2 separate regions of the Homo sapiens genome follow, and region 1 is linked to region 2. Evidence: read pairs that join two places in POLR2A ChIA-PET (ENCODE). Cell type or tissue: OCI-LY7. All regions are shown on one strand.

What was found. ChIA-PET counts read pairs that join two places held together with the same protein. Peaks named below come from ENCODE experiments on the same cell type or tissue, not always from the same donor. Only the 100,000 strongest peaks of a DNase experiment are listed, where the experiment ranks them.
Region 1: POLR2A ChIA-PET joins it to region 2 with 8 read pairs; 3 of 35 experiments call an interaction of 5 or more read pairs at or near these places.

Annotation. Positions count from the first base shown.
Region 1 is chr2:70,158,788-70,162,787 of GRCh38, forward strand. It overlaps C2orf42 (chromosome 2 open reading frame 42), which reads right to left. Exons shown (of 10, transcript NM_017880.3): 9 at 1,838-2,000. Among named protein-coding and RNA genes, the nearest start is that of C2orf42, 30 kb to the right of the region's middle. RefSeq lists an enhancer at 2,253-2,302. In OCI-LY7, no CTCF peak of the experiment used is centred here; a DNase peak (open chromatin) is centred at 2,394; H3K27ac peaks cover 954 bases.
Region 2 is chr2:69,788,229-69,792,228 of GRCh38, forward strand. All of the region lies in intron 3 of ANXA4 (annexin A4), which reads left to right. SMANTIS (SMARCA4 interacting SWI/SNF chromatin remodeling complex scaffold lncRNA) reads right to left here. Exons shown (of 3, transcript NR_164155.1): 2 at 2,037-2,208; 3 at 1,321-1,698. Among named protein-coding and RNA genes, the nearest start is that of SMANTIS, 8.8 kb to the right of the region's middle. In OCI-LY7, no CTCF peak of the experiment used is centred here; DNase peaks (open chromatin) are centred at 1,773 and 2,113; H3K4me3 peaks cover 2,062 bases; H3K27ac peaks cover 1,579 bases.

The DNA.
Region 1 (4,000 bases), 370 kb after region 2:
TCACCATGTTGGCCAGGCTGGTTGGAACTCCTGGCCTCAAGTAATCCACTTGCCTAGGCCTCCCAAAGTGCTGGGATTACAGGCATGAGCCACCGCGCTCGGCCGAGTATTCCTTTTTTTTTTTTTTTTTTTTGAGACGGAGTCTTGCTCTGTTGCCCAGGCTGGAGTGCATGGAGTGCAGTGGCGCGATCTCGGCTCACTGCAAGCTCTGCATCCTGGGTTCACACCATTCTCCTGCCTCAGCCTCCCGCCACCGCGCCCAGCTAATTTTTTGTATTTTAGTAGAGATGGGGTTTCACCATGTTAGCCAGGATGGTCTCGATCTCCTGACCTTGTGATCCGCCTGTCTCAGCCTCCCAAAGTGCTGGGATTACAGGCGTGAGCCACCGTGCCCGGCCCTCGGCGGAGTATTCCTTTTAAAAGCTACAAAAATAAAACAGTTCCAAGAAAATATTAGGAAAATTTTAAAAGAGAAATTATTGTAGACAAAAGAAGGAAATAATTTAAAGCAAATTTAGGGCCCGGCCTGGTGGCTCACACCTGTAGTCCTAGCACTTTGGGGGGCCGAGGTGGGCAGATTGCCTGAGCTCAGGAGTTCGAGACCAGCCTGGGCAACATGGTGAAACCCCGTCTCTACTAAAATACAAAAAATTAGCTGGGTGTGACGGTGGGCGCCTGTAATCCCAGCTACTCGGGAGGCTGAGGCAGGGGAATCGCTTGAATCCGGGAGGCAGAGGTTGTGGTGAGCCAAGATCATGCCACTGCACTCTATCCAGCCTGGTGACAGAGCGAGACTCCCTCTCCAAAAAAAAAAAAAAAATTTAGAACTGAAAAAAGCCAGTTACCTGATTTGGAAAACACCATAAAGCAGATGAAATTCAAGTACAGTCTAAAACAGACTTAGAAGAGATTTTAATTTTTCTTCTTTTAGTAAAGTGGGGGTCTTGCTATATTGCCCAGGCTGGTCTTGAATTCATGGCCTGAAGCGATCCTGCTGCCTCAGCCCCCAAAGCTCTGGGATTACAGGCATAAGCCACTGTGCCCAGCTTTCATTTACTATTATCACTACTGGGACTTCATCAAGGGTACCAATTTAATATTAAGTATATTAAAACTAAGAGATTTCCATAACTGGAAATAACAAGTTAGAATCAGGATAGATATTTCATTCACAAGAGCAGCAAAAAAATAATATTCACAAGAATTTGACAGAATAATTATAAATTCTAAATTTCTTCTGGAAGAATAAATACAAAACTGAAGAAACAAAGGGAGGCCACCAGATAGATCACAAAGCTAAATTAGTTAAAACTATGGCTGGCATGCATTTATTCATTCAGCAAGTCTTTTTTTTTTTTTTTTCTTTTTTTGAGGCTGAGTCTCACTCTGCCGCCCAGGCTGGAGTGCAGTGGTGAGATCTCGGCTCACTGTAACCTCTGCCTCCTGGGTTCAAGCGATTCTTGTGCCTCAGCCTCTCGAGTAGCTGGGACTACAGGCATGCGCCACTATGCCTGGCTAAGTTTTGTATTTTTATAGTAGAGACTGGGTTTCACCATGTTGGCCAGGCTGGTCTCAAAACTCCTAACGTCAAGCAATCCACCTGTCTTGGCCTCCCAAAGTGCTGGGATTATAGGTGTGAGCCACAGCACCTGGCCTGTAATTTTATTTTTGAAAACACTGGTTCAATTGAAACAAAATACCTTATCCCACGATTGCCTTTACAAGGTGAATGAATGTGTCTTCTTTGTTTAAGGTCAAGATCCAAAGCTTTGGACAGTGTACTGTACTGTTCACCAGCTGACACTCAAAGGAAGATGCAGTTTTGAAGTTCACTTACCAACTTTGAGAAAAGTTTTTAGTTCCAAGGGTCGCAGCACTGGTTGTTTTTCTATACGACCGTAGGTTTCTGCTATGCTTTCTACTTCCACTTTAGGGCATTTAAATAGCTCATAAGTCCCATCTCGGTTCTGGATAAAGCTACGGGTGATTTCCAAGGGCATCTGGACACCAAGACAATACCAAAAAAAGGTGAGAGAGAAAACTTTCAAAACAGACCAATACCTGGATGACGACAAATCTTTTATTATTCCTTCTTTCTTGTTAAGTATATTCAAATGAATTACAACTTCCCTGTTTTTCAAGAAAATCCTGTCAACAAATCTGCCTTTTCTCCCTTACATCATTCATGGCTTTCCTTTTTTCTCTAAAATCTTAAATTTCCACCCCAGCCAAACTATATACCAATTGAGCCTCTAACATCTTCATGGGTACATGACTGCTGCTGGCACAGACCTGCTCTAAAATCAGTTTCATTCCTTCCCCTACTGCTCTGCTAGCAGCATTCTTCTCTTAAATTCCTTTGTTCATAGCACCTGCAGCTCACCTCACATCCTGTATGCTTCATACTGTCCTTGGGACTGAGCCAAGCAGAACTGGAACTGGATGCTGTGGTGACCCAGAGCAAATTACAAACTTCTCAGAGCCTGTTTTCTCACGGGCAAAATGCAGTTAATGCCAGGGCATGGCTGGGAGGTCAAATGAGGTGACGGAGGTAAGTAATGCCTGACAGTGAGAAGCTCCATGATGGTTAGCTCTATTCTCCCACATGCCTGCACCCTGAGTTGCTTCAGTGTCTCCCTAAATGTCATCCATTCCAGGCTAAAAACTGCCTCTGTGCCATGTGCATTTAAAGGAGTTCCTCAAGTGTTTTTAATGCCAACACAGCCCTTTTCTAGGGTTCACATGTATTTACTTTTTTTAAGAGGCAAGGTCGCTAGGAGTGGTGGCTCACGCCTGTAATCCCAGAACTTTGGGAGGCTGAGGTAGGCGGATCACCTGAGGTCGGGAGTTTGAGACCAGCCTGACCAACATGGAGAAACCTCATCTCTACTAAAAATACAAAATTAGCCAGGCGTGGTGGCAGACGCCTGTAATCCCAGCTACTCAGAAGGCTGAGGCAGGAGAATCGCTTGAACCTGGGAGGTGGAGGTTGAGGTGAGCCAAGATCACATGATTGCACTCCAGACTGGGCCACAAGAGTGAAAGTCCGTGTCAAAAAAAAAAAAAAAAAAAGAGTCAAGGTCTCACTTGGTTGCCCCTGCTGGAGTACAGTGGCACAATCATGGCTCACTGTAGCCTCCAACTCCCAGGCTCAAGTGATCCTCTTGCTTCAGCTTTCTTAGTGGTTGGGACTATAGGCACACACCACCAGGCCTCACTTTTTCTTTTTTTCTTTTTTTTTGGAGATGGAGTCTAGCTCTGTCACCCAGGCTAGAATGCAGTGGCACGATCTCAGTTCACTGCAACCTCCGCCTCCCAGGTTCAAGTGATTCTCCTGCCTCAGCCTCCCGAGTAGCTGGGATTACAGGAGCAAGCCACCACGCCCGGCTAATTTTTGTATTCTAGTAGAGACGGGTTTTCACCATGTTGGCGAAGCTGGTCTCAAACCCCTGACCTCAGGTGATCTGCCCACCTTGGCCTCCCAAAGTGCTGGGATTACAGGCATGAGCCACCTCGCCAGCCTCTTTTGCTTTCTTTCTTTCTTTCTTTTTATTTTTTTAAGAGTAGGGGCCTTTGCTGGCCTGGCGCACTGGCTCACGCCTGTAATCCCAGCACTTTGGGAAGCCAAGGAGGGTGGATCACCTGAGGTCAGGAGCTTGGGACCAGCCTGGTCAACATGGTGAAAGCCTGTCTCTACTAAAAATACAAATTAGCTGGGCAGGATGGTGCGCTTGTAATCCCAGCTACTCGGGAGGCTGAGGTGGGAGAATTGCTTGAACCTGGGAGGCAGAGGCTGCAGTGAGCCAAGATTGTGCCCTGCATTCCAGCCTAGACAACAGAGTGAGACTCTGTCTCAAACAAAAAAAAAATAGTAGGGGCCTCGCTGTGTTGCCTAGGCTGGTCTTGAACTCCTGGCCTCAAGCAATCCTTCATCTCAGCCTCCTAAATCGCTGGTATTATAGCCACCATGCCTGGCTCACATGTAAATTCTGTAGCTATC
Region 2 (4,000 bases):
GTGGGTCTTCCTTTAATAAAACACAAGGGAGGCTGGGTGTGGGGCTCATGCCTGTCATCTCAGCACTTTGGGAGGCTGAGGTGGGCAGATCACTTGAGGCCACAAGTTCGAGACAAGCCTGGCCAACATGACAAGACCCCATCTAGACTAAAAATAAAAAAATTAGCCAAGCGTGGTGGCACACACCTGTAATCCCAGCTACTTGGGAGGCTGAGGCAGGAGAATCACTTGAACCCAGGAGGTGGAGGTTGCAGTGAGCTGAGATCTCGCCATGGCACTCCAGCCTGGGAGACAGAGTGAGACTCCATCTCAAAAAAGAAAGAAAGAGGCTGGGCACGGTGGCTCACGCCTGTAATCCCAGCACTTTGGGAGGCTGAGGCGGGTGGATCACGAGGTCAGGAGATCGAGACCATCCTGGCTAACACGGTGAAACCCCGTCTCTACTAAAAATACAAAAAAATTAGCTGGGCGTGGTGGCGGGCGCCTGTAGTCCCAGCTACTCAGGAGGCTGAGGCAGGAGAATGGCGTGAACCCGGGAGGTGGAGCTTGCAGTGAGCTGAGATTGCACCACTGCACTCCAGGCTGGGCGACAGAGCGAGACTCCATCTCAAAAAAAAAAAAAAAAAGAAAGAGGGAAAGAAGGGAAGAAGGAAGGAAAGAAGGAGGAGAGGGAGGGAGGGAGGGAAAGAAAACACATGGAACAAGTTGAGATAAGTTGGGACAAACTGGATGGGGAGGGGCATTAGTTCTTCACTTTAATAAAGAATGATAAATTTAATATACTCATTATGGATTTCCCCTATTGTTTAAACCTGCTTTGAATTACGACATCATGAATCTGCATATTAAATTTTAGAAATGTATTTGTTTTCCAATTAGTGCTGGTGTGTATATGGTGCCACAGATTTACAAAGCAGTTTCACAGACATTATCTCATTGGATATATGCAACAACCTGTGATTTAGTGAAAGCAGCTATTCCTATTGTTATTTTAGCCCCATTTTACAGATGTGAAACTGAGACCCAGAGAGGCCGAGTAACTCTCACCAAGTCGCACAGTGAGTGAAACTGAGCCATGGCTCACACTAGGCAGATCCCATCTCAAGCTCGGGGTCATCAGCACTAAGTCCACATTCTTGCCTTGAGTCCGTCTGCTTGTTGCTGTGGTGATAGACACAGCTGTGACAGCACCGACATGCAATGTGTGGAATTTAATGTGAGAAGGCTGGTGAAGCAGCCTTGTTGTCTGGGGTAAATACTAAGGTTTTTGGTGTCATGGCCAAGGAGATTGAGGTTGCAGACAGACACACACACAGTGAGTTTGGAGCAGGAGTTTAATAGGCAAAAGAAAAGAACAGCTCTCCATCACAGAGAGGGGTCCCGAGCGGGTTGCCAAGTGGTAGTAAAATTGTCAGGGTTTTTATAAATGGGCTACTGAGGAGGGGGCTCATGAGCAGAGGAGGTCTTATCCTCCTAGGGTCCAGTGGTTTGGTTGGGACCAGGTGTGCCTTCTATATAGAGCAGAGTTTTTTTAAATCAGCTCTTATCCCATTCTCTGACCACATAGATGGACTCTTATTCTGTGTTTCTTTGTCTTGCTTATCTGGGAGGGAGAGTTTCTGTGTCTGTTCCCACACATCTTCTTGCAGCTGCAGACATCCACCCAAGTCTGTTTTTAGCTCCTCAATCTTACTGCGCCTAAAGGGAAGGAATATGCTTATTAAGACCCACTGTTTTACTGGGGCCCACTGTGTAAATGTGAAGTTTGGTGATTACCCAGGAGACTTCCCCCTCCCTTTCTGTGCTCAAGCCATCTTCTCTGTGTTTTACAGCCTGAACTTTCAGGCTGCTTGTTGTTAGAAGAGAAGTGCTTTTTTTTTGAACTGCATGAGGTTAGAAAGGGAGCTATTTTTGAGCTGCTTTTTGTTAAAAGGAAAGTTTTCTGCTGGGGACTCACTTTACCCTAAATGTCTACCTAAATCATTTCTTTCTGCCTCCTATAACATATTTCCCCCCTCAGGAATGAAATCCATAACTGCTGCTAGGGGAAACTGGGTGACGATTTCTTCTGGCTACTTCCTGCTGGAGAGTGGCGTTGTGTGGGGAACAGCAGCTAGGGCTCCTCCTGGGGTTGATTTAAGGGTCCCTCGTAGGAGGGCAGTTTCATTTTCGGCTCCATTTTCAGCACCATCTGAAGCTTGATGGTTTCTAAGCGAGAAGAGATAAACTTCACAAGGAGGTTTAGAATATAGGTTCTAAATATGAGTATTAAGATTACTATTATTAATGGGGGCACTATAGGCCGTAACCATGACAACAGAGTTTGTTTGATACCTGTGAGCCATTCAGATGGGTTGTGCTGCTGTAAGTGGGTATATGGGGCTTGGCTTTGTTTAGCTTCCTTGGTCTTACTTTCCCAAAAAAGGGAGAAACCCTGGGGTTCTAGTTTACCTGGCAGGATTTGTAGGATAATTGCCCAGAACTAGAACATGTTTCCAGATTTTTCTATTACCGATGCCTTTCTGTTTTCTCTGAGCTGCAGCCAGAGATTCCTGGTTGGTTGACAGGAGTAAGCAGGGTTAGTTTAAAATGTAGGCAAGAACTTAAAAACAACTGATGGGACTACAGGTTAATAACAGATGTATGATAAGTCTTAAAACATAATTTCTCTTTCTCTAGTCCTCATTTTTGTTAAAAATAATCTATGATAGGACTGAGTTGTTTGCAAAACAGACTTCAGTCCTATACTTGGCCTAATTATTTGCATAAAGTACAGCAAGAATAATCATCCTTACATAAGCCTCTTAGATTGGCTTTGATGGAACCTTGTTCCATGAGGAATTTTAGATAGGACTTTTTAAAGCCAAGCCCAGCCATAGGTTTGTACTTTTAAATACCTGTGAGTTGGATAAATTTTTTTCCTTCTTGAGGTTCCAGAAGCATGGGGTTCCTAGGCCTGTTAGAAAGTGACATTCTTTACTCACTGCAGGTCAGGAACCCTGTATGGAGACTGTGTAGACAGATATGAGGCCAGTTTTCCCCAGGGGCTTTTATTGGCTCAGCAAGTTAAGCTTGATTCCTTAAAGGGAAATATACCCTTCTAGTCAAAGCCTTGGTAAAACAACCAGTTTTTCCAATTGTGTTTTGTTGCAAGAGAAAATGGATTCTTGCTGCACTGATTCAAACAACTATATTGTTGTAATTTAAGAATATTTATAACTAGTTTCCAAATTCTACAGGAATTAGGCAGAGAGACATAAACATGCTCCAAACTTTGCCTATAGTAGTACACTTTGCTTAGTTATCAAAGGCTGTAGCTAGCTTAAGACAAGTTTTTTTGACTCTAAAAAATAAAATAAGGATTAGCCGTGTTCTAAGAATAAGTGAAGAATATTGCTTTAGTTTTCTATTAGTTCAGTTCATTCCATTAACTTTTGTTTTGATATTTATAAACATTTTAGCCTTTTATGAGTCCCATACATTTTTTGGTCATGACAAACCTGCATTGGAGAGAACTTGTTAAAGTCCCATGGCTTGATTATGAACCATCTTTTGAAGAGAATTAAAACAAAACAACAATTGTCTGTAAATGACAAAATGTCCAGTTTGGATACAGTCAGAAATACAATTGACAAAGAAATTTGGTTATTTTTGTGTTTTTCAAAAACCCAGCATAACAACCTTAATTGTAATAGCACATATTCAGACACTAGAACCATAGACATCCCATACAGTTTTGGAACACATGTTAATATTATTCCCTAAAGTATAACCTGAAGAGTATTAGACATCATTTTGGCAATTTTATGTACCTCAACATGTTAAATAATACTGTTTACCTCTCTTCTAGATGCTTCAGGGGTCCTCTGCAGCACCCAAAAGCCAGGGGTTAGGAAAGACAGACTTGAGACTAAAGTTTGACTTTGGGAAGCCTGTTAAGTATATTTAAAATTTAAAACACTTGATATTATGAAATAGAATTTTAGATTACCAAAAGTTT